3 separate regions of the Mus musculus genome follow, and regions 1 and 2 are each linked to region 3. A link is a loop called in an ENCODE intact Hi-C map of the cell type or tissue named here. Cell type or tissue: left cerebral cortex. All regions are shown on one strand.

Evidence for each region. A loop is a pair of places that touch in the nucleus more often than their neighbours do. Peaks named below come from ENCODE experiments on the same cell type or tissue, not always from the same donor. Only the 100,000 strongest peaks of a DNase experiment are listed, where the experiment ranks them.
Region 1: it touches region 3 in a loop (4-fold over the local background); 6 of 42 quality-filtered maps call a loop at or near these places.
Region 2: it touches region 3 in a loop (5-fold over the local background); 9 of 42 quality-filtered maps call a loop at or near these places.

Annotation. Positions count from the first base shown.
Region 1 is chr17:28,325,555-28,330,554 of GRCm38, reverse strand. It overlaps Fance (Fanconi anemia, complementation group E), which reads right to left. Exons shown (of 10, transcript NM_001163819.1): 10 at 3,981-4,403. The coding sequence ends at 4,302. It overlaps Rpl10a (ribosomal protein L10A), which reads right to left and starts at 2,084. Exons shown (of 6, transcript NM_011287.2): 1 at 1,937-2,084; 2 at 1,670-1,744; 3 at 1,508-1,588; 4 at 1,033-1,181; 5 at 1-30. The coding sequence starts at 1,941. In left cerebral cortex, a CTCF peak has its summit at 2,088; DNase peaks (open chromatin) are centred at 2,009, 2,686, 3,059 and 3,354; H3K4me3 peaks cover 1,915 bases; H3K27ac peaks cover 2,225 bases.
Region 2 is chr17:28,416,888-28,421,887 of GRCm38, reverse strand. The region is part of intron 5 of Fkbp5 (FK506 binding protein 5); the gene reads left to right. Among named protein-coding and RNA genes, the nearest start is that of Gm22146, 27 kb to the left of the region's middle. In left cerebral cortex, a CTCF peak has its summit at 2,716 (motif pointing right); DNase peaks (open chromatin) are centred at 1,335, 1,500 and 2,662; H3K27ac peaks cover 782 bases.
Region 3 is chr17:28,519,707-28,524,706 of GRCm38, reverse strand. It overlaps E230001N04Rik (a long non-coding RNA gene), which reads right to left and starts at 2,051. Exons shown (of 2, transcript XR_385504.4): 1 at 1,341-2,051; 2 at 1-288. In left cerebral cortex, a CTCF peak has its summit at 4,627 (motif pointing right); DNase peaks (open chromatin) are centred at 1,494, 1,996, 2,644, 4,574 and 1 more place; H3K4me3 peaks cover 1,681 bases; H3K27ac peaks cover 2,354 bases.

The sequences.
Region 1 (5,000 bases), 190 kb after region 3:
CAGAGGCCAAAAAGGCATCGTACTTCTTAGCTAGAAGACACAGACACTCAGGATTGAGCCAAAAAAAAAAAAAAAAACCAAAAAAACCAAAAAAACCAACCAAACAAACAAAAACCACCAAAAAAAAAAAAAAACAAAACAAAACATTTTAAACAACCAACCCATCCTTTACAACGAGAAGGCCAAGTTGCCTCCTCAGACCCATGACTGCTGAGTAGCTCCACCCTCAAGTCCTCACAGAGGTCTTAGACCAGGATGTCCCACAATCCCTGGTGTGCTGCATAGAACTGAGGGGCTGTGATGGCCCCCACCCCTTGGATTCACTGTAAGCCTGCATTTAAATTGCCTCAAACTATGGACTGGAGAGATGGCTCAGCAGTTAAGAGTGCTGCCTTCCAGAGGTCCTGAGTTCAATTTCCAGCAGCCACATGGTGGCTCACAGCCACCTGTAATGGGATCTGAGGCTCTCATCAGCCTGCTCATATACATAAAATAAAATCTTAAGAAAAAAGCTGTCTCATTATCTGTCAAAGGTGGACCAAGGCCAGCTATCTGAGAAGCCTCAAGCAGGCCTGGGAACCATAATGTCACCTGAGAACACAGCTCAGTGACAGGGCACAGTCCTGAGCACTTCTAGAGGATAACCTTAGACCCCAGGCTGGCAACATCAGTAAGACTCAGTATTACTCCAAATCTTAAGACAGATGGAGAAACCTTCTATCTATAAAAGCAGGCATGACAACTGCCTAGCTCACAGTGGATAACTATTCCCAAAATGTATGCGGAGACAGGGGCTACCATGGAGGCTAACACGTGGGAGACACTTGTGACCCCTCCCTCGATAGGTTGTTAACTGAAAAGACTTGAAACCCAAACCAATAGCTGGCTATGAGTCAACTGCACACACTGGCGAGAGGGGAGTATCAGACCAGCCTGTGGGGCATTTTCTAACTGGTTGTGAAGCCCAATGTGTGCTGCCACTCCTGGGCAGGGGGTCATGGGTTGTGTTCAGCCCTAGTGAGCCCCACCTACCCAGCTTCTTGACCAACTTCTTGTTTTTGTTAAGCTTCTTGAGCGCCTCGATGTCCATGTGGGGGATATCCACGGCCTTGGCTTCATCACAGTGCTGCTGGTCCCCCAGAACGCACACCGAGAACTTGGGGCGTGGGGTGGACTTGAGCCTGCGTTTGGGAGGGGAGAAAACAGAACAGGTCATGGTCGGCGCTGGCCATCCCGCTAGATCTGAACGCATGGCAGGGAGCGGCAAGCCTTACCCGGAGCTCTGGGCAACACTAGCCTGGCTTCTCAGGCTAGGCGGCGGGCTCGGCCGAGGCCTCCCCACGCCTCCCCTCTTGTTTTAAGACCCAGGGTGGGGGTCCGTCCAGCCTGCCTGCCTGCAGCAGGGCTCCTGAACTACCCTGGCACGTCAGTGTCCCCGTGCCCGCCTAGGGCGCGGCCAGGCCACACGGGAACACTGAGGGCTGGGTGGGGTTAGAGCGGTGCCAACCTGACGGTGCCCGAGAAACGTTTGTCCTTCTGAGGGTCGTAGTTCTTCAGGCTGATCTGCAGCTCCACCGTCTCCAGAAACCTGAGCGAGAGGGGAGCTGTGAGCCAGGGTCGCCATGGCCGGGGATGCTCGCCCTGCCCCGGGAGGGAGGCCCGCGCTCACTTGCGGCGCTTGCGCTGGTTCCCGTGCAGGACTTCCCGCACCGCCTCGTACAGGGTGTCGCGTGAGACTTTGCTGCTGTTGGGGAGAAGCGAAGGCGTTCGGGGCCGGCCATGCTGCACCCCGGGCCCGATGACAGGCCCACGGCACGCTGGGGAAAGGCTCGCGACGCGGGGCAGTCGCCGGGAGAGCCTCCGAGACGGGCCGCGGGGCGTCCGCGGGCGTGTGGGTGCACGGATGGCGGCGGATAGCGCCACGATAACAACTTACCTCATGGCTGCGGCTGCCGCGGAAACCGGAAAGAAGGCAGAGCGCTTTGCGCATGCGCTCAAATAGAGCCCGCGTTCTCGCGAGAGTTGCCCGTTACGGGCACGTTCCGCGCTCAGCCAAGCCGGAGAGGCGCTGCAGTTTGCGGCCGCTGGGGGGGCGCCACCACGCGGCTGCACCGTGAGAACCGCTCTAGGAGCAGCAGGCAGTCCTGCATTGGGACAAGGGCTGAAGCCGGGCCCTGGGATTGGATTTCTCCCTGCTTTCTATCTTCTGCCTGCCCCATGACTTCCAGTCCCCGGCAGAACCGGTCTCCGTCATCGCCTAATTTGGTGATGAGCCCCGCAGAGCCACTGGGCAGCCGCCCCCTCTAGCCGTGCATTGTGCAATGGTCCGGCCACCGCATGTGGGCAGAGGCATGGATGACAGGAATAGCTTGAGGAAATGACCCTTGCTGAGATCTGCAGAACGGGAAAGCGCCTTGTGACTAGATTAGGATCAGATGTGCCTGGCTTAAGCCTAAGCCTCCACCTGGGAGGAGGCGCCCACCAGTCTATCCTGGCCATCTGTATAAACCGCCCCTGATTCAGCCTCCGGGCAAGGTGGACTTTGGACAAATGCCCCTGTCCTGTCTCAATTAGTTGGCATTTCAAACAAAGTCGTTCTTGTTACTTGACCCCGGTCTTCGCAGTTAATAGAGAGGCGCCGGGTCAAGGAGCGTTTGCAGGGAGCCTCCAGATCTGGAGTGACTCATTTGGAGGCATGTCACCCTCTCTGGGAACAAATCACAGATGTAGCCAGCACCCACCATTTCCAGGGAGCAGACCTACGAATAGCTCATCTCGCCTGAGCACACACACAGCAAACAGCAGGCAGGATGAAGCAGGTTCCCACAGGGTCAGAGCAGAGCAGGCAGGTTGAAGCTGCAAGTGCCATCCACACTCTAAAGGCCATCAACATGGTGAGCGGCTGACGTCTGTCTCTTAGACATTGTTCCCCTTGCTTCTGTAGTCAGATTCAGCTTGTTCTCAAAAGCCAGACCTTCTCACTGGACTGACCTCCTTGCCTCCCTGGAACAGGGACTCAGAAGCACCCAGAAACCTCAGTTCCCCACCCACTGCAGGGCTAAGGTAGGAGGATGCTGTCATGAACTTTCTCAGGCTAATTCAGTCACATCAGTTTGGCAAATTTTTGTTTCTTGGCATAGCCCCGACTCTCTTGGAATTCGCTCTGTAAACCAGGCTGGCCTTGAAATTAGAGATCTGCCTGCCTCGATCTCCTGAGTTCCAGGATTAAAGGTGTGTGCCACCGTGCCCAGCTGTGTGCTAAATATTTTTTGAGTGAGGTGCTGTGGAAATACAGATGTCACACAGGTCTGCAGCAGGCACCCTGTGTCTTTTCAGCCCATGGTGGGTTAGACATCCCTCAGATCCCAGTCCAAACCTTTGCTGCAGCTGAAGACAGAGTTCAGAGTTCTAGCAGGCCTAAGACTCCGGCTCAGCATGAAAACAAAAGTTATGGGTCCCAAGCCCACCCTTGCCCTCAGTGTAGTCCTTGACACTCATCAGGCAGCTCTGACAGACCTGCTGTGATGGGAGGGGTGGGGGCAGGTGAGGGAGTAAAGGGGGTTCTGGGAAAGTAGCCTAAGAATACAAGTGCTTGTTTGGAAGTTCTTTGTATCTGACATGCATATGTTTGTACACATTTGTGCTGTGCATGCTTGAGCACTCTGGGTTGCAAACATGCCAACACACACACACACACACACACACACACACACACACACACACACACGGGTCAGAGGTCAACCTCAGGTGCCAGTCCCTGCCTTCCATTTTGTCTCCGGCTAAGCTGGCCCTGTAGCTTTGGGGGACTCTCCTGCCCCCACCTCCAGCCATCTCAGCCACACCCACAAACTTATTTGAGACAGGGTCTCTCTCACATAGCTTAGGCTGGCCTTGAACTCCTGTGCGGTTGAAGATGACCTTGAATTCCTGATTCTCCTGGCTCTGCCTGAGGGCTGGGATGACAGGGCTGAGCCACCAAGCCTGGATGGACTGTCTTCTTTTTATTAAAACTGTTACAAAATTACTCAGTTCAGAAACAAACAAAACAGAGGAGGTCACAACATATACCTGAGCACAAAAGGCTCACACTGAAAGGCCAGCTTTTCTGCCCACCTCCCACTCATCCTCCACAGCCCCTGTATCCTGATGTTGTCAGGAGTGGTACCCAAGGCCTCCTCTCTGCTCCTTGTGGAGTCAATATGGCCCCTGCAGAGCCTGGGGTGTTGGGCAGAGGCAGCTGACTCCTGAGATGGCTGTGTGTTCTGAGACAAGCAGTCAGGGCGGTGTGTCCTTGTGTATGGTCAGTGGGTCACATGTCTCAGCGCTGCTTGCAGGGCCTTCTTCAGGAAGGTGGCGTTGGGCTCTAGGGCCACAGCCAGGTCCAGGCTCTGCTGCTCTGTGATCTGGGGAGGAGGAGTCAGGTCAGGACTGCAGCAGCCCGTCTCACGTCTCCTCAACACGCTATGGGGAGAGAGGACAGAATAGAGGACAGGCTCCTGGGCACCCAAACCTTTCTGCCCCTTGCGGTGGAGCAAGAGCCAGGAGGGCCTGGAGTTCTATCAGCAGTGGAGCTCAGAGCCGGCCCCACTGATAGATGGGCTTCAGGTGTGTCTGACCAGGCACCCGTGACCCTCCCAGGCTACAGAGGAGGAGAGGGGTTTCCGGGCATGCCTCAGACACTGCTCTCTCTCCCTGGCCTGTTCCTATGCCCTCTACGGGGCTCAGATACCCACCCCCATTCTCCAACCCCCACTCCTCAAAGAAGACAGGGGCAAAGTCTTTCCCCATCTGCAGGTCCTGATGCCTCTGGAGGACGGCCCGTCTTCCGGGATCCAGAGAGGTCTGTGGAGAAGCCAGGGGCCCCAGAACTGCACAGCACATCTCCTGGGATCATGGGGTCAACAAATTACCTGCACGATGGCCAATTTTGGCTGTCAACCTGACACGGCTGGGTAAAGACGGAGCCTCATCTGAGGAACTATTGCCATCACACTGTGGCC
Region 2 (5,000 bases), 100 kb after region 3:
CACCTCCCTACTAATGTGAGGAATAACCCTGTATGTTGTTCCCTGAGTTCATCTCCACACCCACACGTAATGCACTGCTTGCCTATGAACAGATGAATGAATGAAATGCCAGCTCTGTTCAAATGCTTTAATGTAGCGCCTGTCTTCTTTTTTCTCTTTTACAATTAAAAAAAAAAATCAGTTGTATGCTTATGCATGCTTTACCTGCGTGTATGTCTGTGTACCATATGTATGACTGGTGCCTGAGGAGGGCAGAAGAGGGCATCCTATCCTCTGGAACTGGAGTGATAGGTAGTTGTGAGCCACTTGTGGCTGCTAGGAACTGAACCCAGGCCCTCTCTACAAGAGCAACAAGTGCTAACAGCCAAGCCATCTGTCCAGCCCCTTTGTTTTCTTCAGAGACAAGGTCTCCTGTCACTAAGGCTGGCCTTGAAATACTGGTCCTCTTGCCTCTCTCTGCCTCTTGAGTTGAGTGATAATCCCCCAAAGTGCCCGTGCCACTATGCCCACTCTAAACTCTTAGTTATTTACTTTGTGTGGGTCTGGGACTCATACCTCGTGCTTCAAGAGTGCGGAGTAAGCACTCTACTCTGAGTCCTATCACCAAGCTCCTCAGTACTTAAAACTCCCTGTTGTTGTTGCTGCTATGTGTGTTTGCTTGAGAACAGGTCTCACCAGGTAGCTCTCAACCTCCCAGCTCTTTATGAAGCCCTAGCTGCTCTCAAACAGGCTGGGATCCTCTTGCCTCTGCTTGCCAGACGCCACTACACTTAGCTTTGGAATGCTTCGCTTCTGCTAGCAGTTTCAGGCTAGCCAGGATCATCTCACCAACGGAGGAGAGACCACAGACAGAGTTGTTAGGCGGCAGAATGACACTGGCTAATGTTGAGGTGTGCTCAAGTCCTCTGCTGTTGTAAAAGGAAGAGCAGTTAAGATCATAAAAGCCATTCCAGTAGTCAGGACCCGCGCCTGCCCTGGGCTAGGGTCTGGCTCGCAGTGCACCCTTCCCCTGAGTTAGAGCAGGAAGGGAGGCTGTGTGGGGGGAGTCTGAGCACCATGCCTGACAGGAATGATGTCCTTGTGGTCAGTGGTTAATGTACCTCGCTGCTTTACAAGAGTCCCGGCTTGCCTTCTTGGGGCATAATAACATCCACTCTCCTGGGAACCCTTGCCCAGTGTCATTGACTGGTCCCACCCTGGGTTCTGCTAGCCAGATGACCAGTCTTTCCTAGTAGTGATGCCATTACAACACTGCCGTTCAGAGCCCATCACCCAGTCTTTGGGGACGAGTGCAGAGCTATCAGACACCAGCTACTATAATTAGAAAAGGGAAAGCAGGCGCTCACCGAGCTCACATCTTAGGCTGGGGCATTTACAGCACTTTTTTTAAAAAGTTGCAGCCTCTTCCTCAGTTTTGCTTCCTGAAATACAAGCTGTACAGTTTTGGGGTTCTCACATTTCAGTTTTTGTTACTGCTGTATGCTCCCCACCCCCATTTTAATCGGAGAACAAATTGCTGTCAGCACATCGAGTTCATGTGCCAGCCACATTCAGAACAGGGTGTTCTGTGCTCTTCAAAACAAAATTGCTCTAGGGCAGTAAGAGAACAATAAGTCAGAGCTCAGTTTAAGTGATGTCTGCAGTGACCAGACTCACTTGATGTGCTTACACTCTGGATTGCACAGCTGAACTTGGCTAGTTTGGTTTGCTTTGACTTTGTGGGGTTTGTTGGAGTACCCCCCTTACAGGTTACATAGACTTTTAAGTCAAGAGAAAATATTGCCAGTTTTAAACTTGTTTGTTTCTCTTTACCAAAAAAAAAAAAAAAAAAATCCCTAAGAAAAGCCTCCTGTGTGCACTTGTGTTCACTTGGAGACCATTGTAGATCATTTGCTTCCTGTAAATCATGCTGGATGAGATTAGCAGCAGACCTCCTGAGCCCTAGAGGCTGAGCTCCCGAGTGAGTCATGGTGGCTTGTATTAAATATTTATGAAATGAGTATTTGTGCTATGGAATACAAAGTCAAAAGCACCCACAGGTCTTCCAGAGTCAGAGCAGGGGAAGTGGGATTACTAGGAACCGGGCGCCTCTGCATGGATCCGCTCAGAGCAAGTCCTTACTGTGCAGAGGCCTGCCAGGGCCCTGGTGCTGCGAGCTCTCGTCAGCAACCTTGCAGGACTTGTCACACCAGTGTTCAGAAGCCAAACAATCCAGCCTGTGGTGACCTTTCTCCATGTACATGGAGACAATCATGGGCTGTGTTTACCAGCTCTGACCCTTCATTTTTCCTGACTTAACATTCCATCATGTCCTGAAGTGATTGGTGCATGCATGTATGTGTGAGGAATCGGGAATGTCACCTAAGATCTCTAATTTGTATTATTATGTATGTAAGTGTGCACGTAGAGTGAGAAGAAATGATTCCCCTCTTCTACCACTGACGCCCAGGTAATAAGATTGGGACATCAGGTGCAGGCAACCTTGGGCTAGCTGCTGATTTTCCAGACACAATTGGACAACTTAAAAAATCCACGTAACTCCATGTTCTAGGGCTCTGATGCCCTCTTCTGACCTCTGTGGGCACCTGTACATGCATAGCATATAGTCAAACACACACGTATGTAAATTAATAAAACCTTTTTTTTTCCTTTTTAGATTTTTATGTGTATATCTTTTTTTGTCTGAATGTATCCATGCAGTGCCCATGGAAGCCAGAAGAGGGCATTAGACCCCAGGAGCTGGAGGCACAGACAGTTATTACAGTTACTGGCTTCCATACAGATGCTAGGAATGGAACCCCAGCTCTGTGGCACAAGCAGCAGGTTCTCTTCCCCACTGTCTCCAGCCCCAGCAATTGCCTTCCTGCTCTGCCTTTGTCACATCCTGACTTTCTGGTTACTTTTTGCTTTCTTCTGACATTCATTCATCTTTCCTGCACACAGCGATGCTTAGCACACGGAAAGAGAATGTCTGAAATTTTTTACAGACTCTGGGAATCTCACTTAGGTCTTTGGTTTTGTTTTGTTTTTTTAAGATTTATTTATTATATGCAGCTGTTTTCAGACACACCAGAAGAGGGTATGGGATCCCATTACAGATGGTTGTGAACCACCCTGTGGTTGCTGGGAATTGAACTCAGGACCTCTGGAAGAGCAGTCAGTCAGTCTGCTGAGCCCTCTCTCCAGCCCCCTGTTGTGGATAGCCCTGGGGCTAATTATATTTGTTAATTCTGTTCTCCTGTGAGTAGTTTAGAACAAGGAATGAGTCAGCACTCAGGTGATTTCCTGTAAACCTGCTTCCCACCTTAATTTGTAAAATAAAGGAGAGCTGATGATTGGGCAGATAAAGGGAAGGTGGAGAGGAAGGTGAGAAGAGAAGAAGGAGAAAATGGGAGAGAGAGAGGATGCAGAGGAGGAGAAAGAAGAAAAGCGGAGTAGAAGCACATGGTCTGGAGAAACCGCAAGTTCTTTTTTTTTTTCCACTTTTTATTAGGTATTTAGCTCATTTACGTTTCCAATGCTATACCAAAAGTCCCCCATACGCACCCACCCGAAACCGCAAGTTCTAAGGGATCTCTTAGATGGAGAAGATGGCAGTGTAGCGGTAGATCTGCCCAAACTAGGCACACATCATGTATTCATATTAATTGAGTTGTGTTTTCATTGCCGGAGCATATTTGGGTTAGAGAAATTTACCGCAACAGCCCCCCTCCCCACACACTTAAGATTTTTAATTACACTTTTATATATTATGTAGATAAGCTTGTACATAGAGGTAAGACATTCCACTCTGCAAATCAGGAAACTGATTGGGGATCCTTTGCAGAAGTCTGGATTTCCTGTTTTGAAAACACATTCAGATTTGATCAACCAAAAGCCACAACAAATGTAGTTATAATTTCCTCCGTGCTGAAGGCACTCCATTGTAGGGAGGAAGGTGATGGTGTGACAGTAGACCTCAGTTCTCTTCCCTCGAAAGTCTGTTCAGTTGGCAGTGCCCAGACTGATAAATCTCAGTACCAAAGAGCTGCTTCCGTGGCTCGGCAGGAGTTCCTGCACTCACGGACAGCACCATCCATTAGTCTAAATTCAGTTATCTGGACAAATTTAAAAACAGTAGTTACATGAACTTATAGTTTTGTTTGATTGGTTCTTCCATGTATATTTATTTATTGTGGTTGTTGGGACGGAGCTCAGGCTCTGTACCTGTTAGGCAGGTCCCTAGCACCAAGCTACACTTCTTTCCCTGCCTCTCCCTTTACCTCTCATCCTTAGGTAGGCTATGGCTGTCTGAAGACCTGGGCCTACAGGCCCAAGTCAGGCTCAGCTTAGACACCTAACCTAAGAACCAGGAGACACCACCTCTTCTCCACAGAGAACCCCATAAGCCTCAGGGTGTGCCCAAGCCTCTGATGCTCACACTTTACAATATGGTTAATTCTTTGTTTAAACTAGAAGATGCTGTTGACTGCATCTGCTGCCACCCAGCTGGGTGCCTCTGTGCTGTATGCAGCCTGCCTTGGTTTTGTTTTTTGTTTTTCCTGTTGTATGTGCACTAAAAGTGGGGGGGGGGGGCTGTAAGTTAGCTGTTTTATCTAGAACATTCCAAAAGTTAATATAATATATAGAAGTCATCATATAAATGAGTATGGCTATAAAACAAGAGACAGTAGGCGACATCTGAGAGCTAGGCTGCTGTAGCCTTTGTCTTGTAGGAACTGACTTAGGATTTGACTTGACAGCAGTAAGAGCAGCCAAGATGGTGTCTTTCCTAGCTTTAGTGCGACTCTGAGGTCCTGATGTATAGCTTACGGCTGTTTATCTTCCAAATTTTCTCTCATTTCTCAGGCCTAGACTAATGGTGATCCGCTCAGATGATTAATTAATTAATGTGGAATTAGCTTTGAAGCTAGTTTCCAGGACGAAACAGTCATAGACTTTGAGGGCTTTTAACAGACTGTTGAGATCAGATAGTAAAAGTAGAGTAAGTTGTAATTGGA
Region 3 (5,000 bases):
GAGTTGATGATGACCCTGAATTCCCAGCACCATGTCCACCATCTTCCTGAGTGCGTTGTGTCTGCTTTATTTGGCGCTGGAGACTGAACTCAGGGCTGGCCACATGCACTGAAGGGCCCTACCAACAAAGTCACAGCCCGCCCTAGCACCCACCCCGTGGTAGCTTTTCAACTTCTGGGGTTGGTATCATCCAGGGCTTCCTTGCAGGTCAGTTTAGCTGACATTGTCCACCGTGGAAAGGGACGTGGATGGAGATCCGCCGCGTGGAGCTGCCTGTGGAGGCTGAACCTGCGCATTAAGCAGCATGACACATACTGACCGGTCATGATGAGGATCCACGAGGTTCAAGCGCAGGAGGCAAGCCTAGACCTCTTCAATGCCTCCACTAGCGACAAACCAGGGTACATACCCTGAGCCCACTTCGCTGAGCTGCTGCCCCTAAGGCCCATCATCCACCCGTGGAACTCCAAAGCCACTTCCTCATTCTCCTCAACCAAGCGTGGGCCACGGGTGTTTCAGCGTCCTTAGGGCTCCAGGTGGTGTTGAGGGTCTGCTATACACCCGGCTGTGCTGCACTTCTGTAACCTCGCCCCCCATGCCCTGCCCGCACTCTCCGGAGGTAGAGGTATGGGTGGTCAGAAGTTCAAGGTCATCATTACATAGCAGTTTGGTGCTAAGCCTGTATTTTGAAAAGCTGACATTAATAGCGCCATTGTATCTGCTGGTGAGGCTCTTTTCTGATTGGATCAAGTAAAGAGCATTGCCTAGATAGCTAGCTCCCTCCACCCCCATATTTTTTTTTAACTTTTTTTTTCCCCAGTCTATGTAGTAGTCCAAGAGCTCGGCCTCAACTAGAGATCTTCTTGCGTCTGCCTCTTGAGTGCTGGGTTCAAAGCCACCATACCTGGCTTCCCCAAGCATGGGTGTCCAAGGCACATGTATGGAGGTCAGAGGGCAATTTATGTAAATCGGTGGCTCTCGCCTTTCACCTTGTGCGACCTGGGGATCGAACTGTGTCGGCAAGCGCCTATCATGACTTCCGAGAGGCCTCTCTCCCGAGCCTTATCAGCTAAGGGATTTGAGTCTTCGCTATTCCCAGTGAAAAGCCCCCTGCGGCCCGACCGATTCCGGTTCTAATCCCAGGAGTGTGAGGGCTTCGAATTCCACAACCAGCTTTTCTGTGTTAGTCCTGAAAGTACTGGCAGCAGGACTGGCTCAGAGAAGGTGCCGATCCTAGCGCTGCGCAGGGGACAGCTCGCCATCAGTGTGCAGCGGAAAAAGCTTGGGGGGTGAGGGGGGCGCCCGTTCCTCACAGCGGATCCCATACTCCCCGCGCTTACCCCTGCCGGGGAACTCGAGCTGAGGGGCCCCTCTGGCAAGCTCATGACCCGCGAAGGCGTGGGGACCAGAAGAAGCAGTACGAAGCGCGGGAGCGGGCAGCGCCCGGGAGGAGGAGCGCGGGGCGGAGCGCATCGCCCAGCTTCCCCCGCGCCCCCGCCTCTCGCATCCGGCGGCGGCACAGGATGTTCTTTCGCTCGGGTCCCCCGCCCCCGCTCTCACTTTCTTCCCCGCTCCCCTCCTCCACACGCGCCGTGAGCCGCGCCCCGAGCCAGCACCTTGCTTAACCCCTTCCCGCCCGCGCCTAGGGCGCGCAGCGAGTCTGGGGTGCCCGGGTAGGCGCAGGACTGCGCCCACCAGGACAACGTCGAGGGTGGAGAGTATGGTGGTCTTCCGAGGACCCAAGCCTGCAGTCTCCAGAAGCCCCCTAAATCGCCAGGGGCGGTTCCCGGGGACCCAGGCCCGCACTCTCGCGATCTTACGCTAAATTGCCAAGGGCAAGCGCAAGGTGGGCTCTCTCGTGGGCGCAGACCGGTGTGCTTAGCTATCTCCGGCCTAAGGAACGGGGGAGTACCCAGCAACCTTAACCTCATCTTCCCCTCCAGGTTGTGCTAAGGCGCGGCTCACAACGTTTGAGAGGATGGAGAGAGGCCACACCCCCTCGATTAACGTCACTGTTTCCAAGGCAATCGGAGGCGGGGCTGTAGACAAGCGGACTTTGGGGACTATGGCTTAATAGGGCTCCAGGACAGGGTGCGGCTGGGCTGGGGGCTCGGCGGGGTGGGACGTTTCTGTCTTTGCTTTTTTATTGACTCGCTTGATTTTTGATTCAACAGATATTTATGCTTGGCGCCATTCTTAGGGACTGTTTTTCTCTCACCAAGTCTGCGGTTCACAGGTTGTCACTAAGCCGGGTGGAGTGGCCATGCACCCAGGATATGATCCTGGGATAGATGTAATGCCTTTTTATTAAATTTACTGTAGGGGGCTGGGGCTCATGTGCTATAACGTGCATCTGGAGATATGAGGGCAGGCAATTTGTGGGAGTTGGTTCTCGTCTTCTACCTTGTGAGACCCCAACTCATGTCAGGCTTGGCGGCACCTTTATCCACTGCGCTATGTAATTATTCAGTGTCTCCTTTCTCTTGTCAAGTACCCCAGAGCGAGCACTAATCAGTGAAGACTTGGTTCTCTAATTCATGGAAGGTCTCAGCTATTCAGGGAAGGAGGACAAAGTGTTCCATGCTCACCACGTACCAACTCCTTCCCAGCATTTTAGGTCTTGTGATCTTTGCCCTGTTGTATTTCTGGTGCCTTTTACAGCCTAGGAACTGAGTCTGAGCTCTCAGAGGACCCTAAGCCCGATAGCTAAGTGTTGGAACCAGGACCCTAAGCCAGATAGCTAAGTGTTGGAACCAGGTTGGGACCCAAGCCTGTGGGTATGAAGCCTGGCTTCATTTTTAGACTATAATTAAATGGTATCAAAGAACAATCCTGCCCCTAACCCAGTCATGAAGGAGTTTACAGCCTACAGGGAAACGGGGGTGGGGGGTGGGGGTGGGGTGAGGATACCACAGAACATAATTAAGCAATAAAACCTAGAACAGGTTGGAGGCTGTTTAAAAGGATCAAAATAGAGTTGAGATTGTCAGAGCCTCTCCCGTGGAAGGTGCATTCCCAGGTAGGTCAGGAGGTGGGAGGTGACTGTAGGATCACAGTACCTGTGTGTGTGTGTGTGTGTGTGTGTGAGAGAGAGAGAGAGACAGAGACAGAGACAGAGACAGAGACTGTTCCTGCAAAGAACACCTAACTAGTGGCTCAGCCATACAAAGGCTTTTTTTTTTTTTTTTTTTTTTTTTTGACAAGATCTCTAGCCCAGGCTGATCTCAAATTTTCTATTTAGCCAAGAATAGCCTTAAACATCTGATCTTCCTGCCTCTATCTCCGGAATGCTGGGATAACAGGTGTGTACCTCACATCCCCACCCCACCTCATGGATGGAGGGAGCTGGGGTCTCCTTCATGTTTCTCCATGTTTGGCAAGCATTGTACCAATTTATTCATGTCCACAGCCCCTCCCCTGCGCCTTCTGCCCCTGTCTGTGGCGCTGTACCACAGGAGCAGGTATGTCAGCAGCTGCTATCTTTTCACTCTGTGCCCCCAAGTGTTTGAAGCTTAGCACAAACTCCCTGAGGGTAACTTTAATGTCAGCGGCTCCTTCCTCCAATCTCTGAGGAGTCTGAGGTGAGTGAGAAATAGGGACAAAGGGCCAGCAAGACAGCTCCAGTAGGTAAAGGTGCTTGCTGCTAAGTCTGATGTCTTGAGGACCCACATGGCAAAAAGAATCTATTTCTGTAAGTTGTCTTGTGACTCCCACCTTCAGCCATGTTACACCTGCATCCACACTCACTAAATAGGTACAGTACACGGTATATGTTTAAAGAAGACGACCTGGGAGAGCATTAGGGAGGTGCTACGCTGGGTGGGACTGGACATACCAACTGAGGAGAGGGAGAGTAAGAGGAAGGTGAGGGGAATTGTTGAATCAAATGGGTGGCTGGGTCACTTGAGAACATCTGATGTCCTCTCCCAGTGCGGCAGGGCTGTGCTCAGTCCTGTAGGCTGGAATTGACAAGGACAAACCCCCAGCCTTTGCTCTGGGAACACACAGGGTAGCACCCAGTGTACCCAGTGTGTTTGGCTGAAGGTGATAACATACACAGTAAATGGTGTTTGGAAGGAGCCAGGAAAAGCCTGGGTTAGGAAGCAGGACCATTTGGGCCAAAGGTGGCATTTATGGTGCTGGAGAGAAGGGGCTGGGAAAAGTAATGAAAAGAAAAAAAAAAAAAAAAAGAGCTGGGCAGTGGTGCTGCATGCCTTTAATCAATCCCAGCACTTAGGAGGCAGAGGCAGGCGGATTTCTGAGTTCGAGGCCAGCCTGGTCCACAGAGTGAGTTCCAGGACAGCCAGGGCCATACACAGAAACCCTGTCTCAAAACAAACAAACAAACAAATAAATAGAACAAATGAAGCAAAAGTGGAGAGGAGAACCTGATGTTTGGTGACAGATCCAACACTGACATCAGAGAGAACCCTCTTCAATGCCAGGATTAAAGGCGAGCATGTTCTCTGCATATACAGCACACCACCTGGCTCTCTTTTGGCACAATTGTTACAAGTTTGACTTGGATAGCACATAGGTGGGTGTCTTTAAAAAGGCCAACTAGATGGACTTCATTTGCTTCCGACCAGCTCCAGATACCAACCAGGCCTGTAATGATGATGTTCTTCACCTCTCCAGTAGAGGGCACAATCTTGGGAGTAGCTTTTGTAGCCAGCTGTTTCTTGGGGGCTTTACCACCACAGAGGGCACCTCTTTGCTTATCCCCCCTTCTTTCTTGGCAAGCAAGGGAGAGGCAGTGCTGGTGTTAGAGAGGAGAGGAGGCTGGGAACACCCAGTAATTTAATTTTTAAAAATTATAAGTAGCCGGGCAGTGGTGGCGCATGCCTTTAATCCCAACACTTGGGAGGCAGAGGCAGGTGGATTTCTGAGTTCGAGGCCAGCCTGGTCTACAGAGTGAGTTCTAGGACAACCAGGGCTATACAGAGAAACCCTGTCTCGTCTCAAAAAAAAAAAAAAAAACCAAACAAACAAAAATAAAA